3 separate regions of the Mus musculus genome follow, and all the other regions are linked to region 2. The links are chromatin loops, found by intact Hi-C in ENCODE. Cell type or tissue: heart. All regions are shown on one strand. Region 1 overlaps Enpp3 (ectonucleotide pyrophosphatase/phosphodiesterase 3). Region 2 holds the start of Med23 (mediator complex subunit 23). Region 3 has its middle 36 kb from the start of Gm15270.

Region 1 (8,000 bases), 74 kb after region 2:
CTTCAGTAGAATACAAAGTCAGGAGGGGACCAAGTCATCCTGGAAAGCACATTAGACACAGACGGGCTTCAGTGCTGACAATGCTCAGAGCCTGGGAGAGCACCACTGTAGAGAATCATAGGGAGGAAGGTTTCATCTGAGGGAATGGTGGGCCTTTGGGAAAGTATTCCTGTGTAGAGCTTCCAGGCAGCAGGATCCTTGGAAGCTCCCAGTGCCCTGTGTCTGTCTGCAGTGCAAAGAGAAGCTGAGCTTTCTCCATCCAAACCATACCATAACTACTCTATCCTTTTCATAGTATCATTCCCAATGCTGCTTGCTTTCTCCTTCCGTGGACTATAAACTCCTAAAAGATGCCAAGGCTGGTTAGCAGTGTGGTGAGTTAGGACATATGGTTCTCACCACGGGATGTCCAGTGGCTGCAAGGTATCAGGTGCTGGGGGAAGAGAAGAGCAGAACTGACTCTTGGTGTGCTTGGGAGGGTAGGATAGAATGGCGATGGGGAATGGGACACTGGTACATACGACAGGGTGGACAGACTCGACTGTAACACTCTGAGACCAAGAGTCAGGTGAGAGTCTTGGACTTAGTGATAGATTAGTCTAAGAAAGGTCATGGGTTGGGTTCCATTCTTTGTCTCTTAGTAAGTAAGTGTGGGGCCCTTGGCTTGCTAAGCCTTTACAAGAGGACATTCCAACTGCACAAGCCACACCCAGGACTGGGTTCTCTGAAGATTTCATATGATAATACACTGATGTCTTTAGTTCTACCTGATTTGTAAAATTCTGCCTCTAAAGAAGAAAACAAAGATAACAAATAGTTGCAGTAACAGTAAGAGAGACAACACATTGCTCTAACCCTTGACTGTGATATTCACCATGTCACTAAGAACACCCTGAAAAACTACAACTTTGAAATTTCAGCAAACTTTAGGTCATTTCAATGTATAATATTGATAAAGTAGAGAAAAATCATGAAACACAGAGACTTATAAACAGTTAAATGGAAATGAACCCCAATTCACTAGTCAGAGACAAGCATTGTTTATATAACTTGATATATCTCTGTTAGCTTCCTGTGCTCTTGTTTTTACCCAGAAAGGGTGAGATGCTTACATACAAAACCATGGCTGTGTAGTATGAATGGTTGACTTTACAATTTGATTTTCTTTGTTAATGTTAACAAGCTATCTGAAAATGTTTTTTCTTTGTTTGGTTTTTTTTTGTTTGTTTTGTTTTGTTTGTTTGTTTGTTTGTTTTTGTTTTTTTGCCTGATTGGGTAATTATTCAGTGAGCTTAAACAACCTGAAATGACAGTTTTAACCCTCAGTTCCTTCTCTCTTAGGTAATTAAAGCCTTGCAGTCAGTTGACAATGCCTTTGGAATGTTGATGGAGGGTCTGAAACAGAGGAATTTACACAACTGTGTCAATATAATCGTTCTGGCTGATCATGGTACGGTGGGTTTTTAAAACTACATTTTAATCATCGATTCTATTTTCCCTCCAAAGATAATGCAAAAGTAGCAGTGCTATTTTAAATATCTGAATGTCTAGATATAGATGCTACTGAAGACACAAAGAATGGATTTTGTGTTAGATAATGGGGGGGGGGTCTAAAGTTTCCACTTTAATTATTTAATAGTCCTGAATATCTGTCCACGTGCTTTTTTTTTTTCCTGTGAAATAGTTAATAGTAGCTCACAAAAATGTGGTCCACTGGGGCTTCAAAGTGCTTCTTCAGGCTGCCTTTCAGCAGTGACTTCTTTGCAGCAGTTGGCTGTGCTTTCTTTCGGGCAACTGCACTTCCCTGCATGTGCGAGCCTTACCAAGCTCCTGTGGACAGGTGTGCGCTTAGCATCGTTCTTGTCTACAGAAGCCCCCTAGCCTCTTGTTTCCCAGCTCGAGGTGAACTCTTGTACTAAATAGTGCAGTAAGGCACACCCCCTTCCTGCAGGCAGGCCGTGCATTCACACACATGAACCTTGCCCCATCGATTCCCACTGCCTTATGTGTGTAAAGTCTTTAAAATGATTTCCTATATCTTTGCCTGCTGTTTCGGATCCTTTAATTTATTGGTATTAAATGAATGATCATCTGTGCTCCCTGCTGAGTCTCACTCCATGAACATGGCTCTTCTCATCCACTACCTCCATTTTCAAGTTCTACCATTTAAAGAATAATAATAATAATAATGAATTAAATTGTATGGATTTTCAGTTTGCCTGTGTCTGAGATGTGTAACATAAAATATCTGACAATACCAAATGTTATCCTTTATCTACATCCAACGAGGTTTTTACTTTATTTTATTTTATTTTATTTTTATTCAGGAATGGACCAGACCTCCTGTGATAGAGTGGAATACATGACAGATTATTTTCCTAAAATAAACTTCTATATGTATCAAGGACCTGCTCCTCGAATCAGGACTCGTAATATACCTCAGGACTTCTTTACATGTAAGTATGAAGGAGAAAGGAGGAAACGTTGAAAAAGTAGCCGATGCTACCACATTCCGAGAGCATGTTGAGACCATAGCCTCCTTTTTGGCTTTTTGGAGAAACCACACAGAAGCTCTTGAGACATCCCGAGTTTCAGAATACATGCTCTGTGCTGCTCTCTCAAACTGCTGGGCAAAAACTATACTGTATTCCAGGCTCTAATTCTAAAGTAATTTCCTGACTTAAATAATTTTTATTCAATTATTCAAGATGACAATTATTGGTAAATAAACGTGTGGGTCAAAGCTGCTATAACTATGCACTTTTTTTTTTGGTGTGATTTATGTGTAATGTGATTTGTCTTTTTGTTTTGAAACAGTTAATTCTGAAGAGATTGTCAGGAACCTCAGTGTAAGTCCATTTTAGAACATTTTACGACATATTTCTATGTTTAAGATCTATTAATGTATTAATATTGTATTTAAAGTACAGTGGCAAATATATTCCTATTGCTTAGAATTTATGAGTTTATTATTGCTAGGAATGACACTAAATTGTTGTAAGTATGGGTGGCCAGAAGTCAGAAAAAAAAACAAACCCTGGAAGATGGAGCAAACTATCAGGATAAAGAAACACAGTGGTCAATGTCACCCGGAACCTATTGTAAATTCAATGAGATGCTAGCACTGAAATCCTTCACGTGTAAGCAACCTCTCCCCCTACTGGTGAACTGGTGAACTGCATGCGTGCTGTGTTCACACAGGGAGGCACACTAAAAAATTTCACCTGGACTCTCAAAAATCCACTTACTGTCTGTGTTCCATCACTTAAAGAGTTGTACGCAGCTGAAGTTCTTTTGGCCAAGACTCCCTGTCCACAGCATCACACTGCAGGCTGCGTTTCAGGCTGAGGGTGGAGCTGCACAGCCTGGGAACGAAGAAAGGACTGCTTTCTCCAAGTGGTCCCTATTCCCTGGGAAAATGTAGTAGTGCAGTCTCAGCCAGAATTGGACTGGAGCCTCCACAGAATGCTAACGATGATGAGAGACACATTTAAACCTTAGATCTGATGGCTTCGCACCAAAGTCTCAAACACAATAAGCCCTTGCTTCCTCTGAAGCAGGCACGCTAATCCCAGGGTTCTCTTGATCTGCCTCAGCTGCACACGGAGGAAACGCGTGAATAAAAAGTGGCAGAAGTGTTCCATAGACACTTCCTCTCCTCTTTCGTCGATGATTTCTCCTCACTCTCCCATTCTGATATTTCTTTTAAAGTTTGTTTCTATGTTAAACCTCAAAGTTCCTCATTTTTCTCTGCACACTACCAACCAGGGAATAGTGACACAAGCATGCTCATAAAGATGGGGTATTAGGGCTTGACGTCTGTGAGAACAAAACTGAGAGGAATTTTCATGTTCTCACATTCTCGCTTATGTTTATTTTCTCCCGTTTTATTTCTCCTGAGTTTATGAAAGTTCCTTTGTAACTATTCCTCATCTCTTCATTTTTATTTTACACGAATAGATACTAGTGTGGTTTTCACTTTTAAAGTTTTAAAATAGCAATTATTGAAATTTTTTGCATAAAATTTTACTTATTTTTGATGAATCCATGAACTCTTCACAAATAGAGGAATATATATATATATATATATATATATATATATACTCAATCTGCTTAAGGTTAGACAACCTTTTTGATTAAATTTTTGGTATAATTAAACTAATTTGTATATGTGTCCATATCTACTAACATATATAAATCTATTTTATATGTCTACTAAAATATATAAATCTCACTTTAAATCTACATACCTCATTTTCCAGTTAAAAAAAGGGAGGAGAAATTTGTGGAGATTTCAGATAAATACCCATGAATACAAACATAAAAGAGACCTCAAACAATCAATATTTAAGTTTTGTCATAATGACTGTAGTAATGATAACTATGATTACTATATTTGGTCATGTGGATAATAGGGTAATACTGCTAGTTAATTAGCTAATCTTAAAGCTACTTATTTTGAAATTTTATTGACTTATTTTTAATTAATGTGCATGTGTTCCTGAATGGGTTGATTGCGCATGCGCTTGCAGGATCCTGAGGAAGCCACAAGAGGGTATGGGATCCCCTGGAATGGAGTTATAGGTGGTTGTGAGCCACCATGCGGGAGCTGGGAACTGAACCCAGGTCCTTGGCAGGCACAGCCAGTGCGCGTCACCGCTGAGCCTTCACTGCTCCTGCCCGAGTCCACTTACTTCTAACACTTGCTTAAGTGCTTGCCTTATGTTGAAATATTAAAAGGCAGTCTGCGTATTTGATGTGCCGTGGGAGAAATGCTTGTATGTTTTTTTTCAGTGTCGAAAACCTGACCAACACTTTAAACCCTACTTGACCCCTGATTTGCCGAAACGACTGCACTACGCCAAAAATGTCAGAATTGACAAAGCTCATCTCATGGTGGATCGGCAATGGCTGGCTTTCAGGTTTGTGTCTCCCCATAGGCTCCCAGCAGACACCTCTGGCTGAGAGCTCCTTAAGCTCTCCCCCACCCCACCCCCGAATCCCCTGTTGTTAGGGGTGAACTTCTCTGACCCTGACATTTCTTTGGCTTCTTCCTGCTAACTCAGCACTTCTTTATTGGTAATATTCGTGTTGGGAAAAAAAAAAACCTAATCTTTTGCCTATCAAGTGCTTTTCCTTTGTTTAGTAAACTTTGTAATTGACTGTGTGTGTGCGGTGTGCAATGCATTTGGACATAGGTTGCCTTTCATCCAGTTGTGTGGTTTTTTTATCCAGGAACTGAATGATCAGAGGCAGGGGAGAACCCCTACATTGTGATAAATAAATTATTTCTACAACAGTAACTGAGGACTTTTTAAAGCGACTTTTGGGGAGCACGAGTGTCAGCTTTTTTTCTGTTACAATGGTAGCTGTCAAGTACCCACCGGTACCTGTCTAAGAACTAGAAATGATAAACAGGGGTATGTAAGCACTCACCTGAGGTGTGTGACGAGGCAGGTAAAATTAGCATAACTGCTGTTAGACCCAAGTACAGGATTCAAGGATACAAAAATGATGGGTCACACAAGTGTCGTCAGGGAACACTTCTGGGAGCATGGCTCTTTACGTGGGTTCAGAAGATTCAGGGAGGGCTCCGAGGAGTGTTGTGCCCAGAAGATCGACCATGGGCAGTGGGGCACAACTATACAAGGCTCCAGGAGTAGAAATCAAGTCCTGCTAGCTAAGTAAGAAGTAGTGGGCTCACTTTCTTTGCTGGGAAATGTCTCTTGCTAAGAGCCCTGTGTAATATAAGATGGGCTTCTTTAGCTCTGCACAGTTGCAAAGCACGTAAGGGTAGAGAAGAGATTCCGGGATGGGAGGAGCAGGCCCCAGTCATCACTCGTGGGTTCTACTGCCTTGAAATCATGACAGAAACTGCTCTCTGAAGAGTGTATTCAGTGTTATGGCAGTCACAGGGAAGTGGTGGAGTTCGGGGATGATGATATTAGTTATGCGACATATATGTATTATATATTATATATATGTGTGTGTGTGTGTGTGTGTGTGTGTGTGCGTGCGTATACTTACATAATAACAATAAATAAATCTTTGGGCCAGAGCAAACAGGGCCCAGAGTGAGCAGTGTTGGAGTTAGCAGAAGTCCTGAGTTCAATTCCCAGCAACTACATGATGGCTCACAACCATCTGTACAGCTAGAGTGTACTCACATACATAAAATAAATACTTTTTAAAAAGATTTATTTATTTATTTATTTTATGTATATGAGTACATTATACTATTGCTCTCTTCAGACACACACTAGAAGAGGGCATCTGATCCCATTACATATGGTTGTGAGCCACCATGTGGTTGCTGGGAATTGAACTCAGGACCTCTGGAAGAGCAGTCAGTGCTCTTAACCTTTGAGCCATCTCTCCAGCCTGATCATGGGTTTTTTATTATTCTTCTAGACTTCTCTGCTATAGATCAGGAATTACTATTTCCCCAGGTACCAAAGCCTTATTACTAAATTACTGAATTCTCAATCATATTGAGCTTGATGGACAAAAGTGAGTTTGAAGATGAAATCTTACAAACTGTCTATTGTATTTCATGTTTTGTTTGTTTTTGTCTATGTGTGTATGGACACATAGGCCATGGCATGTTTGTGGAGGCAGAAGACAGTTTTCAGGAGTTGGTGACTAACCTGAGTTCAGGCTAGGTGGCAAGTGCCTCTATCCGCTGAGCCGTTTCCACCTACCCTGAAGGTGAAACCTTTGAATCGTTCACATTAGTGTTCTTTCTTTGCCATCTTTGAATTCTCCTTGTAAAAGCTAAAGGTCTCGTTCTCTTTGTCCTCCTCTTTGGTTTTCTGTTTATCAATGGTTGTGAATCTGAGCATGTAAATAGATATACATATACATATCAGTATATAATCTAAATCTAAAGCTTGACTTAGAATAACATCTCACGTCTCATGTGCAGACCAGTGTATAGCAATGCTGTCTTTTTGCAGGAGCAAAGGGAGTTCCAATTGTGGTGGAGGAACACATGGCTACAACAATGAGTTCAAGAGCATGGAGGTAAATTACTGCAGCTTTTAAACAGAAACAAGTCAACAGTGAGAGAGGAAAGGACTGTGCGGCAGCAGGCATACATGCTTTGGCATGGAGAGGAGGGCTGTGGGGCACAGAGGAAAAGCAGGACAGTGTAAGGAGCTGCTGGGGAGGCTTCGGGGTAGGTGCCTTTGAGGGTGCTATGCAAGTTTAACTAGTGTGAAAGAACTGGAAATTCCAGGGTGACATTTAAGCAGAGATTTGAAGGTGCAACAATTAATTTTTCCAATCTTGAGGAAGAATGAGTGTCCCATGCAGAAGAAATAGCCAACTCAGAGGCCCTTGTTTGCAGTTCATCCTTTCTTGGGAACAAAAGAGCCTTGGCAAGCTACCCGAAGGTGTTCAACTACGGCTGCTGTGAATTGGAAGGAGAAAGCCAGAGGATAGCTGGGCCCACAAGTCTGAAGTGTATATTAAATGTGAAACAAGAGATGTCGAATGGCAGCTCAGAGCCTATGCTGGAAATGAAAGCTCAAGTCTCAGGCATAGACACAGACAAGGCTCTGTGCTGGGGGTTCAGTACAGACACAGGGAAGGACCAGGTACTCGGTGCAGGGCATCTCTACTTGAGGAAGCCGTGGAGAGAACAGCGACAAGCAAGGAGACATAGAAGTTGGCGATCGATAGTGAGGAAGGACAGGCGGGGTTTGTGGAGCTCTGGAGCCCAGGAAAGGGATGGTGGAGAGGAGCCATGATAGAAAGCTAAGCTCACACTCTTCCTCCAGAGCAAAGCCTTGTGGTTTCTTCAACCTGATTTCCCTGCCTTTTGAAAAATCAATTGTTTTGGTTACACCATTAACCAAAAAGAACTCTGTTGCTTTAGTTGTCTGCAGTCTTAAATGACGAGATCTGTTAAATAATGTCAAGTTAGAATTGATTAATTAAATATGAATCGAACACTCGGGTCCCTTTATCCCGTAAGTAGTGAAGAGGTGCCAGAGAAA
Region 2 (8,000 bases):
GCCCAAAGCTGTGTTCTTTCCCATTCAAGAGAGTCAGAGTTTATCAAAGATTCACAAACCATCCTGGGGGGGAGAGAGGGGAAGAACATTCAGTTACAAGAGAGAATCCTAAAGATTCTCTACGGCTATGACCTGTAGATGCTGAGTATTATAAGTGCCATGCCAAACATGCTTTCTAAATCTATACTGTTAAAGTGCCATGCCAAACATGCTTTCTAAATCTATACTGTTAAAGTATTCCAGGTATATGAAATACTTCCTAATTCTTACTTAGAAGAAAGCTCAAACATTGAGTAGAACTAAATGATATTTACTAGGGAAAAAAAAAGCACTCTCATAAGCTGTTGGTAATGTTTATCATCTACTAGGTGGTGGCAGACTGTACTCTTGTCAAGATGACTGCAGTGCAGTCCCATATACTTCTGTGAAGCATGGCACTGATACACATGCCTCAGAGAGGTAGAGGGATGGGCTGTGTTATCTGAGCAGGCTTAAGGCTATGGCAAAGACTCGAAGCTACTTGACTATACTTCTTATTACAAACTTTTGAATTCTACCAGCCTGGGAGCAAGCCAGGTCCCAGGATGACACCGTAGTCACCAGTGTAGTCACCAGTAGACACCTGGATGAAAGCCCCAATACAGGTTCCCAGTAGACTGAGTGTGGGAAGCTTTGCAAGGATTTCAGTCTTCGCCACACTAACTATAATTATGAAACACTATGAAAACAAAACAAGCACTAGGCTGGAGACGACCCACACTTCACAGCTCACAATGCTGTTGTACTGTCAGCCCCAGTTCAGGGAGTCTAGCGCCCTCTCCTGGCCTCCTCAGGAACACTACATACATGGCAATCACTAACAGTGCATATACATAAAAACAAAACAAATTTAAAACAAAAGCCCTGCCTCATGAGTCAACTGACATATGAGCTCCATGCCCCTTCCCATCTCTTGTCTCTGTATAACAACCTCAAAGCAAGTCCGCAACTTTATAACCAAAGGTCTTTCCACCGTTCATCCCCACCCAAACATACCTGGGTGGAAGGAGACCAGTCTCAACTGCCATTGCTAAGCAGTCATAGAGGAAAGAAATTCTTTTGGGGCTGTGTTGGCCATGAATAAATTTAACAATCCACTGAACACACTGTTCATGAGACTCCTAAAAATTAGAAGACACTTTTATTTTGGGCCTGAAGTCATAATTTCTAAGTAACACAAATGCTAATATTATACCTGAAAATCTATCAATACTGTAAATGAAATATTTCACTGTGAATATTTAAATGACTCCAATCCCCATGAACCCAAATCAGAGCCCACCATAATCCAAAGAAAAATCGAACTTCTAGTTTCCCTACGTTAACTCTTGATACCAAAGCCATGCTCACACTGAAGCCTGCCTTCCAGAGCATCCTGGGAGGATCTACACACCTTGCTCCTCCAGATGATCACCACCCATCATCTGATTTAGAATTGCCAATTGTATTTGTATCTTTCTCTCTCACTATATAAACATCTTGAAAGGCCACAGCATAAATCACTAAATCCTTAGGAAATGACTTTAGCAATTCCATGTGCCTGACAGGGGTGCAGCAGGCATGGCACTTGCTGAGTTTGATTCCCAGGGTCCGTATAGTAGAGACTCTCTCTTGTAAGTTGTCCTCTGACCTGTACACAAGTACTGTCACACACATACACACACACACAAACACACATACACACACACAAAGTTAAAATAAAAAGACCAACAAATATTTTAAAATTAAAAATGCATAAAATGTGCTAAATATTGAAAGATAAAAAGTAAATTTTACCAAGATAAAATTTCCCAGTGCTTGATACACAAGGATAAGAAAGTATTACTATTTTATTATATGCCTTCAGGAAATTATATTGGTTGTTGGTATTGATAATGTAAACTAGATAACCCTTATAAGAAATAATTAGGTAATTTCCTTAAAATTATAAATTGCTGGGGTGATTATGAATGCGTATATCTCAGTACTGAGGACATAGAGACAGGAGGGTCATGAGTTCACGGCCAATCTGGACTACAGATCAAATCCCAGGCAAATCTGCGTTACACTGAGATTATATCATGTGTGTTATACACCTCCCCTCCATAACTAAGACAAAAAAAAAAGCTTTTGATTTATACCAATATTATGCCCAATATTCAATCCTATGCCTGATCAATAGTACTACTTACTGTAACACTACTTAAAAGTAGTGGGCCGGCCGGGCAGTGGTGGCACACGCCTTTAATCCCAGCACTTGGGAGGCAGAGACAGGCAGATTTCTGACTTTAAGGCCAGCCTGGTCTATAAAGTGAGTTCCAGGACAGCCAGGGCTATACAGAGAAAGCCTGTCTCGAAAAAAAAAAAAAAAAGTAGTGGGCCGGCGGTGGTGACGCACACCTTTTATTCCAGCTCTTGAGAGGCAGAGGCAGGCGGATTTCTGAGTTTGAGGCCAGCCTGTTCAACAAAGTTCCAGGACAGCCAGGGCTATATAGAGAAACCCTGTCTTGAACACACACACACACACACACACACACACTCACACCCAAAGTAAGTAAAAAGTGAAGAGAAACATCTAGCTAAGCATGGTGGTCTATCCTATGACACCAGGAAGCAGAGGAAGGCAGACTAAAAGTTCAAGTCTAACCTGGGCTACATAACAAAACTCTATCTGGAAAAAAAGAAAGAAAAATTTGAAAGCAAGAAGGTAGTTAATAAATATAGGTGGTAAGGACACATAACAATATGCTACACCGCTATAAGAAGTAAGAAAGAAACTGTAACTCAAAAAATTCCTTGAAATACCTTTAGAACTTATTATTAATGGTGAGAAGTACAGAGCTAACTGCTGACCAATACCTATGGTATATGGTGATTCTATAAAAATAATTCTGAGCCGGGCGGTGGTGGCGCACGCCTTTAATCCCAGCACTTGGGAGGCAGAGGCAGGTGGATTTCTGAGTTCGAGGCCAGCGTGGTCTCGAACTCAAAAAGCAGAAAATAATAATAGTAATAATAATTGTGAGCCTGAGGATGTAGTTCAGAGACGACTGTGTGCCTAGCATGTGGACACATGTTCACATGTTCGGAGACCAGTGTGTGAGGCCCTGTGTTCACCCCCCACACCCCAGCACTGTTTAAAGAGAAAAGAACGAAGATGGCTTTATAATCCTAGAACTCAGGACACAGAGAGACAGTCTTATAGCTAAACAGTTCTGGGAACACAAACTAGGATGCTGGCTTCAGACAGGAAGGGCAGGTGGCTGAGCTAGATCAGGAAGACGGCCAGCGTGTGGAGCTTGGTCACGCTTGCCTTATATATTTCAGGTTCACGTCAAAGCATGACCTGTTGAAAATAGAAAGTTTAAAACATGAACATATTGCCTTTAGGATCCATAACTGGGTGGCAAATTTTATACTAGCTCACAGGCACAGAAAGCCCAGCGGCTCACTTCTCTGTCTACAGTGCATCATGAGAAATACTACTCTAGTGGGGACTCTATCACAGTGTCTTTATGAGGACATATTTATAAATACTGGGCCATTTTTTGAATAGTGACATTTTTCTTTTACGAGAAAAGTTTAGCATATCTGTTTCCATTCAAAGCCAATTTATACAAAGAGGATAAAAACTACCTTACATAATATAACATAGAAGGAAATTTTTAAAACATTTCCCACTGCAATCTTATTACCTTGAACTTTTAACACAGGTTCTCCAGTAAGTACATTTACATAAAATGACAGCAGTCTTATTTTTCCCTTTCCTAAACGATCTTAAGAAAAAGATCAAAGAAGATGTAAAAAGTAAAAAGGAAGGCGTCAAACGTCATTAAGTGGATGTTCAACATGAAATGTCTCACCTGAGAAAGTCCACTCCAAAACTGCCGGAAGGCCGCCAAGCAGCTAATTAGTTTTGTTTTTTCATCCTCGGGGGTATCCATAAACATTCTGAAAAAACAAAAATCACATTATCTGCTGCTAGTTTTAAACAGGTACACATCCTGCAAGGTAGATTTTTTTTAACTCCTCAAAACCAACTTAAGTGGAATCTAACAAAGATAAATCTACAAACAACAATTAAAAAAACACACACACACACACAAAGATCTGCCTGCCACATACTCACCCTGGGAAGGCCTCTTCTATAATTTCTGTTTTCTGCAAACAAACAAAAACTAGTAAACGATCTGACTACTAAAAGGGGGCGGGGTGGGAGATGTCCCCGAGAGAAATATTCCCGGGCAATACAGATAGAGCACGACACTTTTATGGGGACCGCGGCGGGAACTAACAGCACTTTCTTAGATCTGGCAGCAGTCCGGGGATGGGGGGACCGCCACCCCGGTTCAGACGCCTATGTCAACATAGGGGCGGGAAAGGAGCTGGCCCAGGCCCGCAGCCTGGAGCCGCACGCAGCCTGCACTTCCCGGAGCCATGGCTCTGGCTTACGGACAGTGGCACTCACCACCACCTCCTCGAAAATGCTCTGCAGTTGCGTCTCCATCGGTACCATCGAGCCCCGGGCTCCCGGGGAACCCGGCGACAGACGGGTGAGAGCCAGGGTCGGGAAAGAATGGAGCGGAGGGGCGGAGCCACCAGCAGGAAGCCGCCGCTCTCTCTTGCTCTGTTACTTCCTTCGGTGCCAGGCGAATGAGCCCGCCCGGTGCTTACCCGTTACCAGCCCCTCTGAAATCTGTATCTCAGCCTGTTGGTTCCGCTCGTAGAGGTGACCCCGTAAGCTGACAGCGCTGCTTGATCCCGGGCAAGGCCACCCTCTCCTGGCTGGAGCCGGAACTGCGACCTGTTTGGAGTTTCATTTGCAGATCCGAATCACAAGGGCTGTGGCCAGAACCAAGTGGGTGACTGTCAAGAGCTGACCTCGTGAAGCAGTTGATACCACGTTATTCTTGCCCAATAGGACCCATGTCTTCACTATGGTACCCTCAGTTGCTAGCACAGTGATGGGCGTGTCGTCATCGTTTATTGAATGTTGAAAAAAAAAAAAAGAATAAACCCTTTATTGTTAATTCGCAAATAAGTGGCGGTACTAAGTACATCATTTTAAAACAATTTTCCCATCATCCTGGTAAATTTCTGAAAACTTTTTTTTTTATTGTCTTAGTATGAAGAAATTTTTGTCTATCCAAAGGCTATTCGTCAATGTTTTCTTCCAGAAACTTTGTTCTAGCTTTGGTATTTAAGTCCATATTTTTTTAATTGGTTTTCATGACTGGAGATAAGTTCTCACAGGACTTTTCCCTCTTTGGGGAGATGTAAATAAATGTTTATAAACCCTAAATAGAGGACATTGACAGATTAAAGAAAGGATCTTGCCGGGCGGTGATGGTGCACGCCTTTAATCCCAGCACTTGGGAGGCAGAGGCAGGTGGATTTCTGAGTTCAAGGCCAGCCTGGTCTACAAAGTGAGTTCCAGGACAGCCAAGGCTACACAGAGTAACCCTGCCTCAAAAAAAAAAAAATCTCATTCAAATCCAGCTTGGTAAAACAATGAGCTTATTATAGTTTCTTATAGAAGCACGTGACTCGGGTACCCTCATTACTAGGAACTCCTACCTCAAGCATAGATGACTTACAAAAAGGCATACCAGTGTAGTACCCTCCCAATAAAATATTTAAATTTAACACAATGTTGGAGAATTAGAGGGGCTTCTGGGGAATCGTGTAAGGACCATCTTGAGTTTCCATGGCGTCTTCATTTTATTTTATAGTTTTGAGACAGGGTATTTTGTATCCCAAGTTGACCATGAACTTACTATGTAGCAGAGTGACCTTGAATATTTGATCCTTCTATTTCTCATGGCGAGAGATGGGACGCCCCTGAGACTATCTGCCAGGAAGAAGTGTTGGGTTAGGTTTCAGATTGGACCTGGGGTTAGGGTTAGGTGTGCTAGGGTTTGGGTTAGGATTGAACTCAGGGCTTCCTGCTTGCTAGACAAACAGTTTACCAGTAAAGACACATTCCCACTCCCATCTCTCATGTGGGTTTCAGGCAACTGAAGCTGCTCTGCTCTAACAGTGAAGCAGGCACTGCTTCCTGAGAGCTTATGGGCAAGAAGCTGGTGATTTTCCAGTCATAGTCTGGCAGAAACTTAGCTTCCCAACAAATGTAAATGATATCCAATCACTGTATATAGCATTGTTTACTGTACCATAGCTACTGAGATGAACTGTTTAATTTTCTAGTTGAAGAGTAGCCTGAAAGACTTAACATTCAGTGTTCTGTTTGCTGTGGACATGATATGAAAGACTGTGTAGTTTAAATAATAGAGATTTATGTTGATGTTGATACAAATCTGGAGGACAGACAGTCTCCCTGGCTGGTAGATGGACATCTTCAGCTTTCTTGTTGTCTTTCCTTTTTGTGGCTGAGGTTGCTATTGTTCCTCCATATTCTCCTCCTTTTTTTTCCTCTTCCCATGTCTTCTGGTCTGTGATAAGGTCTTATGTGCTCCTAGGCTTGTCTTGAGCTCATTTTGTCAAACTGCCTTCTAAATATGTAGGCTTACACTTATAGACTTGTAGTAATGTCAGCCTTTAGTCAGAGAAGATACCAATATCCTGGTGTATACTTGCTAACTAGCCCTGAGGTCCCACCCCATACTGAGTAGCTATATTCTTGAATAAACAGGTTAAATGATGTTCGGGTCCCACCCTTTACTGAATAGGCAAATCCTGGCATAGATAGGCTAAATGATCTTCAGGTCCTACTCCTTACTGGGTAGATATAAGTAGTGGTTTGGGGGGACGGAAAACTCTTTCATTTTTGAAGATATGGAGTTGTCTATGCTCTAGTGCAGGGGTTCTCAACCTGTAGGTTGAGACCCCAACAGGGGTAACAAATCAGATATCCTATATATCAGATATTTATAGTCTATAACAGTATCAAAATTACAGTTATAAAGTAGTAACAAAATAATTCTATAGTTGGGGTCACCACAAAGAGAACTGCATTGAAGGGTTGCAGTTTTGGGAAGGTTGAGAACCACTACTATAGTTGGTTGCACTATATCTGTGTGTGTATAAGCAGCCCTAGCTAGACCTAGTGGGTTGTAAACAAAATAAGGCATGAAGCTGGGAGGAGGGCATGCTGAGGCAATACGAGGAGAATTGGAGCAGCAAACGGGGATAAATCGGATCATACTTCATTGTATACATCTATAAAATTCTCAATAAATTCACAGATAAATTTTTACATTTGTTTACATATGTATGTGCAAGTGCCACGGTGTGAGTGTCAAGGTCAGGGGTCAACTGTGAGGTCAGGGGGCAACTGTGGGTTCCAGGGATTGAGTTCAGGTCACCAGCATTTGCCTGAACCCCTGAGCCATCTCCTTGGCCCTGTTTAAAAGAAACCCCAACTCTACTTCATACTTTGTTTTTTCTGGAAAATATTTTCTGGGTTAAACCCAAGGATCCAGTTTTTTCTCAGTGGAGATTTACTGAAGGATTCAGGGCAATATTCAAGTTGATAAGTCTTCATCCCTGGCACCACGGATATTTGTGCACAATCACTCTGTCACAGCCTCCTGAATTTCTTCTGGGCATCTTTCTCATGTAGCCAGTAACTAGGTGATAACTCAGCAGGGACTCAGTCTCCTAGAAGCTTTGCTGTAGTCACTTCTGGTAGCAGAAAATTAAACAGTATTTTCTTTCTTTCTTTCTTTCTTTCTTTCTTTCTTTCTTTCTTTCTTTCTTTCTTTTTTTTCTTTAAGACAGGGTTTCTCTGTATAGCCCGGGCTGTCCTGGAACTCACTCTGTAGACCAGGCTGGCCGCGAACTTGGAAATCCTGCATCTGCCTCCCAAGTTCTGGGATTAAAGGCGTGTACCTCCACTGCTCAGCTAAACAATATTTCTTAATATAAAATACTAGGGACAGCATGCAATGACAGGGACTGCCAGCAGTAGTCTGGGATGGAGACATCTCAGTAGTCCGAGGCAGCTCTTTGTAAAAAATAGT
Region 3 (8,000 bases), 240 kb after region 2:
AGAAGGCTGTCACTGGCGGTAAGGAAGGAGAGAGAAAACAGGAAGTAGGGATCAGGCTACAAAACCTCAAGGCCCGCCCCCATGTTTCCCCCTGTTCAAGCGCAGTCTCTCCTGCAGGCTTCATGACTTTCCCAAACAGCACCGTGAGGTGGGGCCACGTGTTCAAATACAAGCCTATGGGGAAGACATCACATACAAACCACGGGGTGATGTGGTTATCAGTGTAAAAGATTATTAGCTCCTACAGGGGCCCAGGGATCTGCCATGATCTCTTCTTAAAGAGAACGTCATCACCACAAACTTCCTAAGACAACAGATGCTGACGAGGACAGACCGGCCACAGACACTTCCCTGCCTGGACTCTATGCTGAGCCTGATATGACTATAGCCTTTGAACTGGTTCCCGGAGCTGATAAGGTTTATGGTCTGCAAGTGTTCTGTTTCACGGGGACTGTAGGTCAGTAGTGCAGCAAACTTTTCCCAGTGGTTACAAGCATGTTTTCACATTGACATATAATTTTTCAGATATTTATTGTCATGTTGCCAAAGTCACAAGTTACTAAAAGCAGAAACAAACTTTACATCCATTTCTGTCTAGGACAGACCTTCAAAGCATGCCCAGTGAGCAGATAACATTGGGTCATTCCTACCAAAACATCCACTTGAGGGCACACACATTGCAGGAAGGTTAGGGCACAATTGCACGGGAAATACGGTTGGTATTTTCAATTTCTGTATTCATTTAATTCTGACTATTTTTTTTTTTTTGAGTCAAGGTCTCTTGTAGCCCAGGCTGCCCTCATTTCCTCTGAAGAAACTCAGGACCCTTCTACCTCCCATGTGCTGGGATTTCAAAAGCAAGCCTTCCACGGCTCCAGCTTTAGTGGGTTACTTTTAAAAAGAAGTTTATTTATAGATACTGTACTGGTGCACAATCAGAATATTTTTTAAGTTAAAAAGAGTAAAGTTGCCTTTCAAGGGCCTTTTACAATTGGTTCCGTGACTCCACCCTGGAGAAAGCCTGCTGCCCTCTGATGGAGGAGGGAAAAAAGCCTTTACTGGGCTTTGCCTTCTCACACAAAGCACACCACAGAGCTGCAGCACACTGCTGGCAGAGTTGCACACACTTGACAAAGGTGGCCGTGTGTGCAAGTGCCTGGGTTATCACACCCACCGAGTCACACCAGACCTTCTGGAAAGAGGCAAAGAGCTAGCAGCAACCAGACAGCAGCTGGGACAAGCCAGCTGTCATCTGCTTCTGGGTATCTTCCCAGGGAGGAGAAATATTTCCCCACTACTTCCTGTCTGTGAAATCCAAGGTCATGGGATGAAACTAGGCTCAGGTTCAGAGAACTAACAGTGCTGTGTCGCCACAATCATCCTATCCGTCGCTGTCCCATGAAAAGCTGACAGAACCAAAAGGCTTCTTCGAGATGAATCACGTGATGGTGCAGCTGACAACTCCTATTACACCCACTCGCAGCAGGCCAGGCGGCTTCTTTCCTTTAAAATGTTTGTGCTAGCGGGGCGTGGTGGCGCACGCCTTTAATCCTAGCACCCCTGGGAGGCAGAGGCAGGTGGGTTTCTGAGTTCGAGGCCAACCTGGTCTACAAAGTGAGCTCCAGGACAGCCAGGGCTATACAGAGAAACCCTGTCTCGAACCCCCCCCCCCCAACAACAACAACAAAAAAACCCAAACAAGCTTTTGTGCTAAACGACTTCCCTGATAAGTCTGTAACTGGAACACTCTCATTCTAACCATGGCGAGGAACTTTAGCCTCTAAACAAGATGTCATAGTGTTTGCTTAAAATCACATTTATCACGTTAAAGTTCACTCATCAAAGTTTCCGTCTAAACCAGAATAATGCCTTCTAAGTAAATTTATTTTCGATTTTATTTTAGTGTGTGTGCACATGTGTGCATGTGTGATGTATGTAAGATGCTCCAGTCCCCAGTCCTTTAAGAAAGATTCTCTCACTTTATTAAGAGCTAGGTTGACAGCCAGTGATCCCCAGTAACCTGCTTTCCCTGTCTGCCAGTGGGGGATTAAAAGGACGCGCCTGGATTTTTACATAGGCTTTAGTGATTTGAACTAAGGCCTTCAGTGTTCACAGCAAGTGCATCTACCTACTGAGACATCTCCTCAGATCCCCAGAAGAGATCTTGAAGTGAATGTGCTCTTGGTGCACCGGGAGCAGAAAAATCACTCTAAAGAAAGAGCAGAATGGATCGAGAAAGACTTTACTTCTCGACGGAGGAGTGAACATGTGGTCTATGATATTCATGGGAAACAGAAACGTCAACAAACACAGGAAAATCTTTTCACTCATTTATGAAGTCACATTTAAAATACAAAACTATTTTTCTGTGCTTGGCACTCGAGAATAGACGCAAAATGTAAAGTTTCAGTCATGGCAAGGGAGGTGGGACCCTGAACAGGCATAGCCTGGGGATTGTTACACAAACTGCTGGATGCTTTCTGAGGGTGAGCTGACAATTTGTTTCAAAACACAAATAAGAGAGAGGCTGGGAAGGAAGAAAGGAGGGGAAGGAAATAAGGGCGACAGTATCAGGAACTGGAGGAGATTTGAGAGAGGTACAGAGGGTCAGGAAATCAAACAAAAATCTACAGCAGGGGGGATGAGGAACTGGGGATAGCCACTGGAGGGTCCCAGACACCAGGGAAACATGAAGCCACCAGGACCCAATGGGGATAACTTTAGCCAAAATGTGCAGAGAAGGGGGAGATAGAACCTGTGGAGACCACCTCCAGTAGATAGGCATGGCCACTGGTTGAGGGATGGGGCCACTCACCCATCTCAAAGTTTTTAACCCAGAAATGCTCCTATCCGAAGAAAGAAAGAACAGGGACAAAAAAATAGAACGGAGACTTGTGTAGCCTTAGTGAGATCAGATAACCAATTTCTATCACATACCTGTCAGAAGAGGGGATGGATGAGTGACAATCCACAGCCTGTTTCTTTCTCTTTTTCTTTTTTTTTTTTTTTTTTTTTTTGGTTTTTCGAGACAGGGTTTCTCTGTATAGTCTTGGCTGTCCTGGAACTCACTTTGTAGACCAGGCTGGCCTCGAACTCAGAAATCCGCCTGTCTCTGCCTCCCAAGTGCTGGGATTAAAGGCGTGCGCCACCACGCCCGGCTTCTTTCTCTTTTTCTTTTTCTCTCTTTCCCTTCTCCCTCTTGCTCTGGCCCCCATTCCCTCCCACCCCCCTCACTCGCTCTGCCCCTCCCCCTCGCTCCGCCCTTCCCCACTCCCTCCCCAGACCCAAAGGTTTCTATTTGTTTCTCATTACAGGGGGTTGTGAGCCACCATGTGGTTGCTAGAATTTGAACTCATGACCTCCAGAAGAGCAGTCAGTGCTCTTAACCATCTCACCAGCCCTCTTTTTACTTTTTTTTTAAAAAAGAGATTTATTTATTATTATATGTCAGTATACTGTAGCTGTCTTCAGACACACCAGAAGAGGGAGTCAGATCTCATTATGGGTGGTTGTGAGCCACCATGTGGTTGCTGGGATTTGTACTCAGGACCTTTGGAAGAGTAGTTAGTGCTCTTAACAGCTGAGCCATCTCTCCAGCCCCCTTTAATTTTTATCTTTTGAAATTAAAATATAATTACATAATTTTCTCCCTTTTCATCGCTCCCTCCTACCATCCCCATGTAGGACACCCACCACCCCTCATGCTCTCTGAATACTTTTCTTCTTCTATAAGAAGATTGGCAAGATAAGTTGGAGCCTCGTCTGTATTTCGGAAGCTTTTGATGTGGTTTCTCCAGAGGGGTGGTGGTGGTTTACGTCATTCTTGTGCCCACCTTTTCCTTGTAAGACAATCTGCCCCTTTGGAAGTATTCTGCCCTCTAACCCTTGAGTTGTGTGAAGGAGACTAACTATAGTCTCCTATAGTCAGAGTCAGTTGCCACAGTTTTACGACATCGTGACCTTAAAACCCAGCACGCAGCGTTGGCAGGTGCTGCCCATCACCGCCAGAGTCCGTCATGCAGATCTTTCAAGTAGATTCGGTGTAATTCCTAGGCTAGTTGGCATTTGGAGAAGCACACAGATATAACAACGAGCAGGTCTGGCTCTGCTTCTGTACATGTATTTGTTCCTTAAAGAGACCCAAGCCATTTCGGTATGTGTGCTGATTCCATATTCCTCTATAGACAGCAGCAGGACTCATCGCAGCCACTGATACGTGAACAGAAGGTGGCGCGTGGACACACACAGTGAGATGCCCTTCTCCTACATGTTCCTGCTTGGATAGACTTGGAAGGTGTGGGTCCGAATACTCAGATGAGAGAATCTAAATAAGTCACATTTGCAGACACAGACAGTAGCATGGAGTTTGCCTGGAGTTAGGGAAAGGGGGCGGGGCATAAACAGTCATTCAGTGCTTTATAGGATGAAAGCATTGTTCTGTTTTTGAGACAGGGTTCTCTATGTAGGCCTAGATGTCCTGGAACTCACGCTGTAGACAAGACTGGCCTCGAACTCACAGAGATCCTTGCCTCGTGAGTGCTCTGATCAGAGGTATGAGCCACCATGCCCAGCCTAGGATGAAATTTTTTTTGATATCTTGTCCTAAACAATGATAATATATTTAATGCTACTGAAATGTAATTTGCTTCAAATTAGTTAAAATTAGAATTTTATGTTTTGATTTATAAACCATCACTTAAAAAAAATCACAGTGAATGTGGAAGGTTGCGTTGCTATGACGGATGTTAAGTCCTGGGTACAGATGGAAAACACGCTTGATTGTTACTAATATGAAACAAACAAACAAACAAATCACAAGAAATGTAAAAAACCGCCCCCATGTAAGAGCATCAGGGCAGAATGAATGTGAGCTGCAGAAAAAACTAAACAGCGGTCGCTCTGCGCTGAGGAATTGTTCGCCCCCTGCTGGCCAGTCTTGGAATTGTTCTGCTTAAAGAAAAAGGATCGTAGGAGCAAGACCGCTTTCAGTAAGTTGTCCTGTTACTAAACGATAAGAATTTTCATTCACCAAAATGTTCTGCGTATAAGCATCAAACTCCTACACCCATCCCTGAAATCACTCATCCATTCCTTTGTTTACTAAAATGAACGCACCAGCCTTCACTAACTCTCACCACGTACATAGAGACACACAATGCAACCTTTTGAAAGCGTTCCCCACTTGGCACACCTTCCTGTGCCCAGTCCCTTTATGTTACTTTATATCAGCAAATAAGGTCCTTGACGTGATGTACAACTCGGGTTACTCATTCCCCTCGGATGGGCATTTTGTGGAAGATTTCTAGTTTTTAATCTGTTTCATATAGAACAACTATGGGGTTCCCAGGTTTTGTGTGAACAAAATGTTTTTATTTCTGTGTGTTTAGTGACCATGAAGAGAGTTGCTTTGTTACGCAGTAAGTGCGTATCTGGGTCTTTATTCCCCACAGCAGCTGTAATACTTTATATGGTCACTTGTTCTAAATCCACGTATTTTTCACATTTGCTTTTATAGATATCTTATAGCAGTCAAAATTTGTACAGTTTCCTACGGGTGTTGAATATATTTCAATGGGACTATTTACCATTTGTAAATTCTTCTTTTAAAAATATCTTATTATATCTTTTGCATACTTCCTGGAAATTACTTAATTTTTTTGTTACATGCTGATTTTTTTTTTCAAATTCTAGATCCGGCGCTGCAGTAGTTGCAGATATATTCTCACACCATGTGCCTTCTTTTTCAGACTCTTATAATAGGATCTTTTCCATCACAAATACTTTAAACTTTAGTTAATTTTAACTTGGTTTTATTTTAATTTTTTTCTCCTACGAATTATAATGTTGAGTCAATGAGATAATTTTTCATCAAGTCTAGATCCTGAAGATTTTTATCTATAATATCTTCTAAAACTTTTACAGTTTGGGGTCAGATTTTGAACCATCTGTAAGGTTTAGATTGAGGTTCATACTCCTCCCTTAATAACTCGACCACTGCATGGCGAAATGGCGTTCTCTTTGTACTGACTTGCTTGTAGGCCCTTGTCAGGAAGAGCTGGGTGTATTTCTGTGGACTCACATTGGAGTATCTATTCTGACTCCTCAGTCTGTTTATCTGTCTGTCCTGCTGTGGATATCCTCCATTCATGTTGAGTGTTAAAATCAAGGAGGGTGAATCCTCCCAAGCTTGCCGATTCATTTTTATATCTGTTTTGGATGCTTTTGTTTTATCGATCTGCACAGACTCCAAGACACTGATGGCTTTCTCAAAGCACACATCCTGCTGAGCCTTGATAGTGAAGGGGACAGATGGGGACACTTTAAGCTCTAAATGAGCACACTTGTACTTCATACTGTTGAAAAGGATAGAGGCTCTTGTCTCTCTTGAGTCATGAGAGGCCATTTGTACTTCTCACTGTATGCAGGAATCTGGACGCACACACTGTGTGCTGCCCAGAAAGCGCACATTGTTAACTGACGGGAGTTAATCTTTAACCTAAAGGTAACTCAGATAATGGTTGGGAAGAATGGTGACTCAAAGGCTGGCCTGGGTGTATAAAACTCCCTACACAGGGAAGGGTGATAACAAGGAGGGCGGGCAAGAGGAAATAAGGACAAACCCACCAGCATGACGAATCCAAAGACAAGAGGAGCAACGTGACCAGAGAGGCAGGACTGAATGGTCGGTGTTCTGGTTTCTTATAAAACTTGTTACTGGAGAAAGTCATGCTTCTCCACCAGGTTGCCAGCCCTCTGAGGGAAGCACTGATCCTGTCTGCTCGTTGGCACCCATACCGAGGGGCAGCAGGGGTTTCTATTCTGGTTATAGCTGGAACAAGGCAAAGTGTCTATGTCCCGATAACTCTCTGCCACTTCAAACATGGTGCGATATGCCCGAGCCAGTAGAATAAGGAAAACGGAAATAAAATAATACAGGCTCAGAAAGGAGAAATGAGACTAAGTTTATAGGTGTCACAATTGTTTACATACCCAAACCCCAGTGAGCCCACCAACAAACAAAATAAGTCGCTGGAGAAGTGGTTCTCAACCGGTGGGCTACAACCCTTGGCACGGTCACATATCAAATATTTACATTAAGATTCATAACAGTAGCAAATTGTTATGGATTGTGAAGGTTGGAGGTCGCCACCGCATGAGGGACTGTGTTAACTGATTGCAGCCCGAGGAAAGTTGAGATCACTGCTCTAGCGCCACAGAAAGAATTACACCAGTGCAGTGACATGGGTGTCAGTTAGGGGAGAGGTAAAATTTTTACTCTGTCGATCAGTCTGTGATTACAACTGATCCAGTCTTTCTTTTACGAGTGTCTGGAGTTTTCAGCACATTTATCTTTAATATATACCCAAGTTCTCATTTTTTTTTTAGCAGTTGTACGAAGCATTATGTTTTTTATTTTTATTTTTTATTTTTGACTGAGTGACTACAAAGACTTTATTAAATTATTGCAGCAGGAGGCAGTGCTAATGCAGAAGAGGGACATGGTGGTGAGAATGCTTAAGCAGCCTCAACAAAGCCACAGAGACCTCAACCTGTCCAAGCTGGTGCTATAGAGTCAGAGGATGGGCACCACGGGAAGAGATTTCAAGTTAGCCCTGACAACAGCACCTCAGCTCTGCGGGGACATCGGCCAGGGTCCTTTCTGAGGGCGCTCGAGCCTCCAACTGGAGGAGAGTTTGGGCCAGTTGCTCTGAGCCTCCAAGGAATTCCCCCCCCCCCCCCCATGAAATCATCTCACAACCAAGGCAAAGCTACATGCCACGTCTGACACTACCAATTGCAAGCTGGGTCCCTGGGCTATAGGAATGGGGGCAGCCCCCGCTGGGCTAGGCAGACTGGGAAGCGGGAAGCGGGGCGGCTCCTTTGCTCCAGCGCTTAAGAGTCCTTATGGGCCGCTGCTTTATAGTCTTACCAGCCTCAGCCCAGTTCAAATAGTCACTAAACTTTGTATTCTACGCTTACAGAATTCCACAAACACACCC

The links. Hi-C counts contacts between places; a loop is a spot of excess contacts. Peaks named below come from ENCODE experiments on the same cell type or tissue, not always from the same donor. Only the 100,000 strongest peaks of a DNase experiment are listed, where the experiment ranks them.
Region 1: it touches region 2 in a loop (6-fold over the local background); 6 of 42 quality-filtered maps call a loop at or near these places.
Region 3: a loop joins it to region 2, with 2.7 times the contacts of the local background. A loop is called at or near these places in 3 of 42 quality-filtered maps.

The regions. Positions count from the first base shown.
Region 1 is chr10:24,792,608-24,800,607 of GRCm38, reverse strand. It overlaps Enpp3 (ectonucleotide pyrophosphatase/phosphodiesterase 3), which reads left to right. Exons shown (of 25, transcript NM_134005.2): 12 at 1,342-1,450; 13 at 2,328-2,456; 14 at 2,818-2,849; 15 at 4,795-4,922; 16 at 6,957-7,023. Among named protein-coding and RNA genes, the nearest start is that of Enpp3, 40 kb to the left of the region's middle. In heart, a CTCF peak has its summit at 3,165 (motif pointing left); no DNase peak of the experiment used is centred here.
Region 2 is chr10:24,866,633-24,874,632 of GRCm38, reverse strand. It overlaps Med23 (mediator complex subunit 23), which reads right to left and starts at 4,647. Exons shown (of 30, transcript NM_001166416.1): 1 at 4,487-4,647; 2 at 4,148-4,179; 3 at 3,882-3,969; 4 at 1,036-1,160; 5 at 1-63. The coding sequence starts at 4,534. In heart, CTCF peaks have their summits at 819 (motif pointing left) and 4,795 (motif pointing left); a DNase peak (open chromatin) is centred at 4,712; H3K4me3 peaks cover 1,368 bases; H3K27ac peaks cover 887 bases.
Region 3 is chr10:24,627,791-24,635,790 of GRCm38, reverse strand. No RefSeq gene overlaps it. Among named protein-coding and RNA genes, the nearest start is that of Gm15270, 36 kb to the right of the region's middle. In heart, CTCF peaks have their summits at 1,026 (motif pointing left) and 4,942 (motif pointing left); DNase peaks (open chromatin) are centred at 50 and 1,260; H3K27ac peaks cover 507 bases; H3K27me3 peaks cover 199 bases.